3 separate regions of the Mus musculus genome follow, and all the other regions are linked to region 2. Evidence: chromatin contacts called from ENCODE Hi-C or POLR2A ChIA-PET data. All regions are on one chromosome and are shown on one strand. Each heading gives the region's core, a stretch centred on a gene start or an enhancer-like site at or near the end of the contact. The rest is flanking DNA. Distances are from core to core; before and after follow the strand shown. Region 1 holds the start of Per2 (period circadian clock 2). Region 2 holds the start of Traf3ip1 (TRAF3 interacting protein 1). Region 3 holds the start of Asb1 (ankyrin repeat and SOCS box-containing 1).

The links. Hi-C counts contacts between places; a loop is a spot of excess contacts on that map. ChIA-PET counts read pairs that join two places held with the same protein, here RNA polymerase II (POLR2A).
Region 1: a loop to region 2 is called in a map of T-helper 2 cell, with 1.9 times the contacts of the local background. The contact joins the promoter of Per2 here to the promoter of Traf3ip1 in region 2. A Hi-C loop is called at or near these places in 3 of 37 maps with a recorded cell type or tissue (T-helper 2 cell and heart). POLR2A ChIA-PET finds 5 or more read pairs at or near these places in 2 of 5 experiments (Patski and embryonic stem cell).
Region 3: a map of heart shows a loop between it and region 2 (3-fold over the local background). The contact joins the promoter of Asb1 here to the promoter of Traf3ip1 in region 2. A Hi-C loop is called at or near these places in 2 of 37 maps with a recorded cell type or tissue (T-helper 1 cell and heart). POLR2A ChIA-PET finds 5 or more read pairs at or near these places in 1 of 5 experiments (Patski).

What each region holds. Positions count from the first base shown.
Region 1 is chr1:91,457,474-91,461,042 of GRCm38, reverse strand. Per2 (period circadian clock 2) reads left to right here and starts at 1,715. Exons shown (of 23, transcript NM_011066.3): 1 at 1,715-1,870. Gm35591 (a long non-coding RNA gene) reads right to left here. Exons shown (of 3, transcript XR_003948694.1): 3 at 3,273-3,569.
Region 2 is chr1:91,493,336-91,496,603 of GRCm38, reverse strand. It overlaps Traf3ip1 (TRAF3 interacting protein 1), which reads right to left and starts at 1,936. Exons shown (of 15, transcript NM_028718.2): 1 at 1,716-1,936. The coding sequence starts at 1,838.
Region 3 is chr1:91,539,055-91,542,646 of GRCm38, reverse strand. It overlaps Asb1 (ankyrin repeat and SOCS box-containing 1), which reads right to left and starts at 2,082. Exons shown (of 5, transcript NM_001039126.2): 1 at 1,783-2,082. The coding sequence starts at 1,834.

The DNA of each region.
Region 1 (3,569 bases), core at 466-2,965, 35 kb after region 2:
GCTAAACTTAGGGAGGAACTGTGACATTACATTGCAGGCCAAATGTAGAGCAAGACAAGAAAAAGCTGAGCATGAAGGAGACTCTGCCAGGTGGATGAGCTGTGTACTCTTGTTTCCAGAACAATGTAGCCACCATTGCCGTCAATGTAAGCGAGGAAACAAAAGGCCCTTTGGGTGTGTGCAGGGTGCAGCTTGGCCCAGCTCTGCTCAGTGTTTGTGTGTGTTGGGGAGTGTGGTGAGGTGTCAGTGTCAGAGGAACCAGAGGTGCTGCCCTGCCCCCTGCAGTGTGAGTCAACATCTGGCTTCCCAGGGCTTCTTTGGAAAGGGCTGCTGAAATGAACTTAGTCTCTGCCCCCATCTGCATCTGAGGAATTGCATGCCTGTCCTGCCAGGCAGACAGAAAGAAGTAGCTCCCACACGGAATTCTTGAATGTGGGTTAGCCGGCTGTGTACACCAGCAGCTCAGTTTGTTAGCAGACTTCTGTTGCTAATGTTTGCCTCCTTTCCATTCCTGGTTCCTAGGACACCCCAGGGGAAGATTCAGAGTAGTGGATGCTACTAGGCTTCAAGTTCCCTGGCAATGACAAATGACCTTTTTACCCTTGGAAGACGTGACAAGCTTGCCTTCTCCATCACACCTTGCATGAGTCTTTAGGTTGTTCTCTGTCAGCCTCAAACCCGCTCCGAGGAAACTTCTACTCCCTCCTTTGACCCTTTGGACAGGAGCCTGAACGCTTTAGTAGGCTTCCAGACAGTGCTCTTGAAAGAACCAAATAGCTTCAACCAAGGTTCCACAGGGGCAGGGCTGTCCTATCACTGGAGGAGTACCCTCCCCTGACTAGCTAGTGTCTGTAGCTTCCACTTCAGAAAAGCCCTGCTGTTCCAGATGCACACCCCGCTTCCATAGTTCCTGTAAGGTTAATAAACTACACCACCGCATTTGGTTAAGCTTCCCTGTAGAACGTCAGTCTTCTCTCCCTATGTGATTGAGGGCAGGAAGAAATCACTTCTTTCCTTTGTATCTCTGCACGGCAATTATGACCTTATTTCCTGAATCAACACTAACTAGCAACACGCAGTTTCAGAAACAAGAAAGGCTAAGTGGGAGTTTTGTGCTTTGGCCCATCTGGAATGACGGTCAGCCTGGGGGGCCTGTCCTAGGGTCACCCAGCCTGTCCTGGGAAGGTGCTCAGCAGCAGATCCAGAGGGGCCGTCCTATTTGCCCTCAAGCGTCTCGCCATGAATGAATGAGAGGGGAAATGAATGAACTGGGCTGGATGAGCGAAAGGTGTCAGCAGAGAGCATTCTCGGTCCTTCGGATTACCGAGGCTGGTCACGTCGTCGCAGGTGATAGGCCGGTGGCCCTGGTCTCTGCCGGCTGTGAGTTGCGCAGCGGCCAAGCACCATTCCCCCGCGCCGCAGTGGTACGCGCCACTCCGGGGCTGCACGAGCGGGCCACCGCCGTGCCAGGTGAATGGAAGTCCCGCAGGCCGGAAGTGGACGAGCCTACTCGCCCGGGCGCGGGGGGGCGCAAGAGCGCGCAGCATCTTCATTGAGGAACCCGGGCGGCGAACATGGAGTTCCATGTGCGTCTTATGTAAAGAGAGCGACGGGCGTCTCCACCAATTGATGAGCGTAGCTCTCAGGTTCCGCCCCGCCAGTATGCAAATGAGGTGGCACTCCGACCAATGGCGCGCGCAGGGGCGGGCTCAGCGCGCGCGGTCACGTTTTCCACTATGTGACAGCGGAGGGCGACGCGGCGGCAGCGGCGCTACTGGGACTAGCGGCTCCGGGCGGCTGCGGCGCAGGCCGAGCGCACCAAGTGACGGGCCGAGCAAGGGACAGACGCGCGGGTTGACGCGGCGAAGCGGTGAGTGGCGCGGCGCTGGGCGGTGGCGCGGTGCTGGGCGGTGGCGCGGACCTGGACGGCCGTGGTCGTCTTACGTAACCGGCGGCTCGGACAGCTGGAGCTGGGGTCCTGAGCCAGGAGTTGCCGACTGTGCAAACGGCTGCAACTCGGCAGAATGTAGATGGAACTGCGCGGTGACCCTTTTCCAGGTTCACACTGCTGTCCCCATTTCTCAGGTTAGGCACTGAGGTCGGAGAGATTAGTTAGGCATCTTGTCCGAGGACACAGAGACATTGAGTGATCACGACACCAGACTGAGCACGCCGACTCCCATGGTGCTGTCCAAGGAAGCCAGGGTCAGTGCAAACTGTTCCTAGGATGGGTCCAGAGGGTCCCCTAAGGAGCTGGCTTCCTGCTATGAGTTCAGAGAGTCAAGTCTGGCCCTGGGGGAAGGACCACTGGTAGGCACTGACTCCCAGCGGTGGGAAAGGGGTTAAACAGAGAAATACCCAGTGCCAAGCCACACCTGCCCCTCCCCGCCCCTATGTCAGGGAGACCACTTTGTCCACCCACTTTGATTTCCGTGGCATCCTCCACGCCAGTATTTCCTGTCTCCAGATGGACTGGGAGTATGTCAGGAGAGGGGGGAGAGGTCCACTCTTAAGCTGGAGCAGTCACATCGTCATCCTTTGAGACATACCTTGGCTGCCAAGCACAGACATGGACCAAGAGGTGGGCGGTGGCCTGCTTCTTCTGCAAGAACCCTGGTTGCCAGGGTTTCTGTAACGTATACACAAGGAACCAGTTTGGAAAGCTGATTCATACGGAACAAGGGAGCCAGAAGGCTCCCTGGAAATCATCCAGGGTAACCCCTAGCTTGAAGAGGCACAGCCACAGGCTGGCAAGCTGTACCACTGTAAAAACCAGGCCTGGCAGTCTCAGGATCTGTTTCTCCTCCTTGGTCCACATGCTTACCAGAGGTGCAAACCTGAAGGGAAGCATGTCCACTCTGTCTTAGTCTCTGGAGTCTAGGTCGGATTCGTCTGATAACCAGAGTCTGTCTGCCTCAAGGCTTTAATTTAAAAAAGTCGGTTTTGTGTGTGTGTGTGTGTGTGTTTTAAGATATGGAAAGCACCACTTTGTGTACGTTGTTGGAATCTAAGAAAGCCAGGGACTCCTTTATTTTAATGGTAGCTGTACAGTGTGCCCGAATGGAATGGTACTGTGGGTGGCTGCAGTTATCTGTCACTGTCATCTTGGTGTGATTCATTGGTACATAAGTGGCGCAGCTCAGGCTGTGTGTGGAGGCTGGAGTACTGAGCAATGAGGGAGCCCTGCATCAGCCAGCTGGCAGCTACTGGGTACCTCGGCTTACCCTGGGCTCCAGTTTCCTCATCTGAGACAGTCTCTGAGATCTGGCCCTGTGCACGTTTGGAGTTCTGTATCTGCAGACCCTTTTCTCAGGCACCTGCCTAACTAAGATGTGAGAAGTTTGTGAAACCCTGCTGGTGTCACATAACGTCCCTGTGTGAGACGTAGCTGCTGTGCTTAAATGAACTAGGAGAGGTTCCTGATATTTATACAGCTCCTCTCTCAAACTCCAAACCTAGAAAACCCTGAGAGGTATGGGAGCCTATTATAATGGTATAATTTCCTCCAATCTCAGTGGACCCCCGGCTCCAGCTCTGAGGAGCTGGTGAATGGCTGAGCATGGAGAAAG
Region 2 (3,268 bases), core at 687-3,186:
CATCAACTCTGACAGCCTTCCTTATCAAGGAGGTGACAGCTAATGTACGTACCTTCATACCAAAACAGACCGGCTTCACCACTGGATCCAGTAAAGTCTAAAAGAAAAGCAGCCCTCACTCCTCACCTGTCTACCTGTCAACAGTCATCTCCCACTTCTTTCCTCTTCCCTCCCATAAGCCCCACTCCGTTCCTGAGTGATCTGAGGCTGAGTAGCACTCCCCGTAAGCCATGGGCTGAGGGTACTAACAGAATAAAAACACAGGCCTAGCAGTCTCCACTGTGATAGGCCGGTGCCATGATGCCTGAGTCTTCTTGACTCCTTCACTGTTGAAGAGTGGCAACTGCCTGCTTCCCAGGGCTCTCCACACCACCAGTCCCTTCCTCAGACCTTCCAGGATAGGCTACAAACGCCTCACAGACTGGGAGAGGAGACTACCAGGCGGCAGAGCACCTTGGGATGTGGGTGGATTCCTGAGCATTTCTGGACACATGTAAGATTAACAGACAGGGCCATGTTCCGAGACAGTACCTATTACAAGCTAAGGTAGGAGGGCCAAATGAGTAACGAGAAGGGTAGACTACAGTGCTCAACCTACTGAGACGAGAAAGTCTGAGGGTCAACACTGGGAGAGACCTTGAGCTCTGGACTTCTAAGTCCCAACCATACCCCAAGTTCCACAGCACCTTCTGGAGTACCATGCCCATTCTGTGTACCCCCTGCAGTGACACTCTTGGGGTTACCAAGAGCCCAGACAGACTCCACACAATTGTAACTGTTGTACAATGTTATGTACCTCATCCAATGCAGCTTCCTGGAGACTCACTAACAAATAGAAGACAAGCTCTAAAGAGACATAATGGTAAGTGCTGCAGGTTGGGAGAAGTAAAGTAAGGCAGGTCCCAAGACCTAGTGGGCCTGGGAACCTAACATGGAAGGCACCACTGAATGCTCAGAAGGTCCCAGACAAGGACCTGCACCCTACCCAGGCCTCAAGTATAAGCACAGCCCAATTCCAGAGCCCCAACATACCTCCAGCTCCTAACAGCAACTTGACCCTGAGCCTAGACCCTGTCCCGAGGCTCACACTCAATAAACCGATGTCAGCCCGGGCCTCTACCTCCTCTCAGCCTCACCTTCTGGCTCCAGCACCCTAACCCACAGACCTAGACTCTGACCCGGGCCTTCTATCTCCACCCAAACCACTAGACCAGCACCCGCTACTCTACCCTGACTCCAACTGGAACCTAACCCTGACCCTCACCTGGACCTGGACCTGCACCTCCACCCCTCAACGCACTCTCAATCCAATCAGCACTCGGAGCCACACAGACCTTACCATTGACCCTGATCCTCACCTTCATCTGAGACTAATCCTCATTTCGACCCAAACCCTGATTGGCATCCTACAACGCCCCTCACACTACCCGGTCCCTCAACGCGATCCTCACGCTACCTGGTCACTCGCCTTGATCCGGCCCTAATTCTGACTCTCACCCCGAAACGAATCCTACTCAGACGCGCATCCTACCTCGACTCTCACCCTACCCGGACCCTCACTCCGACACTCGCTCGGTCCCGCACTTAACCATAACCTTCAACACCGTTACCCCAACCCTCAACCCGTCCCGCCACTACCCGGACCCTTAACCCGTTCCGCACTCTACCCCTACCCTCACCCCACCTCAACCTGACGCGCACCAGCCCGCGCCTACCTCGGTGATGATGTCGTGCAGGTAGCGGAACGGTGGCTTGTTGAGCAGCTTCTCGGTGAGCGGCGGCCTCCGGATCACCTTGCCCAGAGCCTCCTGCGTCCGCCGCACCACTGCGGCGTTCATGGCGCTGCCGCCCGCGACCGCTCGCGCCCCTCCTCGCGCGCCGCGCCTCTGCCCGGTGCCCCGAGATGCCCGCCGTCCCGGCGCGCCGGTCTCCCATCCCACAGTGCACCGCAGCTCGCCACCGCGCTTGCGCGTGCCACCAGCACCCGGTCTCTAGGGCCGCGCGGCCTTGGCAACGGACGCGCGCCCGGCCCCGCCCATCCCCTCCGGCCTCTCTAGCTGCTCTGGAGGACACACGCGCTCCGCCTCTGTGGCTGCTTGAACCTGAGCCTGCTCCGCCAACCCGGCGCACCATAGGGCGCTGCACAGCACTGCCCAGAGACCTGGCATTCTGAGTGAGAAAAGAGCGACCATTTGATATTTCTAAGGAGAGCATTTACAGTAACACCCACCAGGAAAATAACACTTCACATAAACTTGGAAAAGGACTTGACTCCTTTCATCCCTTCATTCCTGTTCCCTGCCCAGCATCCCCTGCCTTAGGTAATCTTTAAGATGGTGCCAAGGGGAAGGGTTGTGTCCTTCCACATTTTCTGTGCTCTTGGTTCACCAGAGCGGGCACAAAACTGTGAAGGAGCTAGGCCCTTAGGCTAGGATGCTGCAGCTTTCTGCTACACACACACACACACACACACACACACACACACTTACTTCCCACCTCACCCTCACCACCACCCGAGGCTATGCAGGAGATGCTTCTACTGGATCAGGTGTTGCTGCTGTGCCTGAGGTCTGGAGCTCCTCTGCCCAAACTGGCAGAACCCCAACTAGAACATTGCCCCTGATCTCTCTACCATGGCTACACCCCGAGAGCCAGAATCTTCTTTAAGAGCCCTCTCACTCTGAGCCCCAGCTGGAGTTGGTCTCTGGGGGAGTTCAGAGAGCAGAATTCAGAGAGCAGAAGTCCTGTCTCTAAACACCGCCCCTAAGAACATACCCACCTAGCTCCTACCCTAGAAAGTTCACTCTGAGCAGAATCGTGATGTAGGTGTGGAATGAAAGCTGGAGCCAGCAACTGGCTTGTTTGTGATGCTGGACCAGGTGGTAGGAACTCAGGGTTTTACTTGGAAGATACCTCTGACCTTGGGAATTCTACTGAGGACCTGGAGCCTATGCCATACAACAAAGCGAAGATGATGCTTTATCCTCTCACAGCTTGTGGAGGAGGGCAGAACAGTAAGTGGATCCAAGAACACACACACACACACACACACACACACACACACACACACACACACACGAAGGCCAGAGTACAGTTTTGGCTGCCTTTAGGAGGGCTAACCAACCAGAAGATCTTCAGTCTATCTGGGTATCAAAGTTTTTTAGAAGATCCAGGACAGCAAGTATTGTCAACCAACCCTCTGGGGACTGACCTAGGGGAGGTAACTTTGAAGAGTATAGTTCTATCTTCCAGAGTCTCACCCCTGCCT
Region 3 (3,592 bases), core at 833-3,332, 46 kb before region 2:
AATACATCTTTGCTCACATCACAGCCCAAACTAACTCCAGGAGACTGAAAAGCTTTATTAAAAGCATTGCACCAACAGGTGAATAAAGACAGCACAAATTCTAACTGCTTGGATTCAAGTCTCCCACCCTGTGGGGATGTCCTAGCATGTTACCAAACATATCCCTTCACAGGCAGGCTTTTTCTAGTCGCTGATGTGTTTCCATATTTGAATACAATATCCGTTGAGCCCCTACAGATTCTCCTATAGGTACACGGTGGTGACGACTAAGTATCCTTGCCCTCTGCGGCCTGAAAGTCCATTGACTGGGCTGAGACCAAGGCAGCACAAGGTTCACAAAAACCTATTCGGTTCACTCTGGTGCACAGCAGACCAACAGGCAGGCATCTATCTAGCCTGGAAATGGATCTGTAAGGCGCTTCCAGGTCCTCCTTTCATCACTGTAACTACAGCACAGTATAAAAATTTAAAGCCAGAGTTGGGGAGGATTCAGATGTACCGGGTAACTGTTAGGAAAATGGCTGGCACCAGAGGACTTCGGAAAGTCTCTGGACCCCCTTAGCTCACCTCTCCTCTACACTCCCAGCCCAGGCCAACAGACCTTCAGAATCTCCTCCAGTTCTAGAGCCGAAAGCCATTTCAATTTCGGACTTCTCTGATCATCTAATCCAACTACCCACTGAAGACCTGTGCCTCTACCCAAGCTGGAAACACACAAACAGAACAGACACTAAAACAACACTGGGGTCGGGGTGGGGTGCAAAACCACTTTTTCTTCCACAGGACTATTCTGTACCTTAAGAAATAGCTACCCTTTGACCAACCACCTCTCTCCCATTTCTCATTCCTGCATGACAGGTCAATCCACTCAAAGATCTTGTCTGTCCCTGAGATCAAATTCAATGACAACCAAAGCTCTTGGTGGTAGAGGCCTTGCCTTGCTTTTTCATGTCACCCCGATAGCCCCAGGTGAGTCAGGCCAATAGGACATCATCCACAAAGTTTGTTGAATTGATGGAGGGAGGAATGACAAGAGACTGTACCAACATTGTGGCTTTCTCAGATTTTCTGCATACAGAAGAGAGCTCAGTGAACTCTAAAATCAGAGATGGGTGCAGAAGCACACCTACCAAACACCTACCAGCAGGTTCAGAAAGACCCCAAGGTGGACGCCGTACCAGGAAACTCTCCTGGGAATTGTTAGTTCCATTGTAGCAGCACTGCAAAGTGGAGCAGCTTTAAGGCAGGTGGCAAGTGTCACCCTTTTTCTGCAGGTGGGTCAAGCGCCCCTGTAAGAGTTGTGGCACTAGCAAGCTCTCTGGGGACAGCACTGTCGTTAAGGTGGGTGGAGGTGGGGCGGAGGACGTTTGTCCAGTAGCTACTGCGCTGACTGGCTGGCGGGATGGGGAAAGGGAACCTGTCCGCACGAAGGCTGACCTCTGAGGGCCCTTACTGACCAGTGAGCTCATACCTGGAAGAAGATCCGAACCCCATGGTCCAGCCAGGGTCATCGCTGACGGGGATGGGCTAACAGGGTGGCAGTTACAAGGCTAGCTCCACCAGAAAGAAACCTCCGTGGGAGGGATGTCCACGAGAGGCCAGGCAGGAGCGGGGGCGCGCGCCTAGGGCCGCGCGGAGCCTAACGTCCACACTTACTGACCCCGGGCGCGATTCCTCGGATCTGGCCTGCGAGGACCGAGGACCCGAGTCCCGGACGCCCAAGGGACACTCTGACCCCAAGACGCAACCCCGCTCCCTACTACCCCTAGCCGCGCACGTTACCTGCGGGTCCCGGGCCGGCCCGTCCATCGGGGCCGGTCCCGCCCTCCGCCATGCCTACTTGGTCCTCAGCCTCCGCCCTGACCCCGCCGCCTGTCCACCTCCGCAGCAATCCTGTCAGAGAGCAACGCTGTCAGAGAAGCACCGCCGGCGTTTCCGGCAGGTGGGCGTGTCCAGGGCTCGGCTTCCGGGGAGTATGAGCCTCCTTTTCGTACTTCCTGCTCCGGACGGAGGGTGCTGGGGTCTCCACTTCCGGCCTGGCTAACGGACTTGATTGCTGATTAGCGGGGTTGACCAAACTGCGTCTCCCGAGGCAACAGCAGCAGCTTCTGGGGAAACGCCTTTCCTCTGGGGGCGGAGGCTTATTTGCATGCCTCAGGAACTCCTGGTTGGTCGATTCTGTTCCCGCCCACTGGAGGGCGGGACGTGGGCGGGACCGTTACGGCCCAGTGGACTGTGGTCCGCTATCGCAGCGGCTGAAGGGTGTTGAGTGACGTGGGGCTGCGCTGCTGTCCTTTCTACGAGACTCCAAACGGTGCCTTCCGAGTCGGTGACTTGCAAAGTTGTGTTAGACGAAGGCAGCCCAGAATGTCTCCATGGAGCCAATAGTGTCTGTAACTTGGTCAAGGCGTGTTGACAGAGTGGCTTTCCCTCAAGCACTCCCGATTTTACATCGGTCACACTGTGTGCGTTGCGTTACGAACAGTTCTTAAGCATGGACGCTGTCGGGTCCTTTCATTCTCCTCTACACAACTTAGGGAAGGTACCTTGCAGGGGGAGGACCCCAGTGGACCGGGGGGAGACCGCGCCTTAAGGAGACAGAAGCGCCCCGCTGTCCTGTGAGATGGAGGCAAGGCCACAGTCTCCAACACCGCGGCTGTGACTTGTCTGCATCTTTGTGTGGTCATGGCACACCAGCTGGGAGCTAGCGACTATAGGTGCCCAACAAATCCTCGTGCCCAGACTGGCTCAGTTGCACAGGTCTGTGGAGCTGTGTGAGGCATCCTGGAACAGAGCCACGGGCTCTGAGGGTTTTGAGGGGAGCGGGGAGATTCCTGCAGTGGTGTTTGGTCTTGATAACACCGTTGGCACGAGGGACAGGTGACACCAATGACGCTGCAAGGCAAAGAGCCAGAGGTGGCTCAGCCTTATGGCTCTGCTCCACGGCTGCACATCCCTGGCTGGGATACCTCAAGGGTAAAACCACCCAAATGCGCATCAAAATGTGGTGTCGTGGCCATCCATATATCCTTTAAAAAGCCTCTGCCCCAGGTTACAACATGGCCAACCCTGGAGGATCTCTGCTCAGTGAAATAAGCCAGCAATAACGAACAAATAATGCACTCTTCCACACATAGGTCACTAAAGGAATCAGCTTCGGAAACAGAGTGGAATAGTAGGTGTCAGTTTGCTTCCAGAAAAGGGAGTGTCACGGGTGAGGGGACAGAGATAAAACTCCAGGCTGTCACCCTAGCCTGAGAACTTCGTTGAGACCAAAACTCAAGCAAAACTGGACTTACTGCTTTGGCTCGGGAAAAAAAAAATTTGTTAAGACTAATGGAAGCAATGTTGAGGTTTTATTTAAAATACTTTAACATTAGACTTTAACCTAAAGACTTAGAAGAGAGGTACTATGGAAGACACACCCAAGTATAGCTCCTCAAGGGAGTCACAATCCTTAGCACTAGCTACTATATACACCATTTTGATGGCTCTCAACTTAGATCTCAAGAGTACTCAGAAACTAACACTCTCTCTCTCTCTCTCTCTCTCTCTCTCTCTCTCTCTCTCTCTCTCTCTCTCTCGTGTTTGT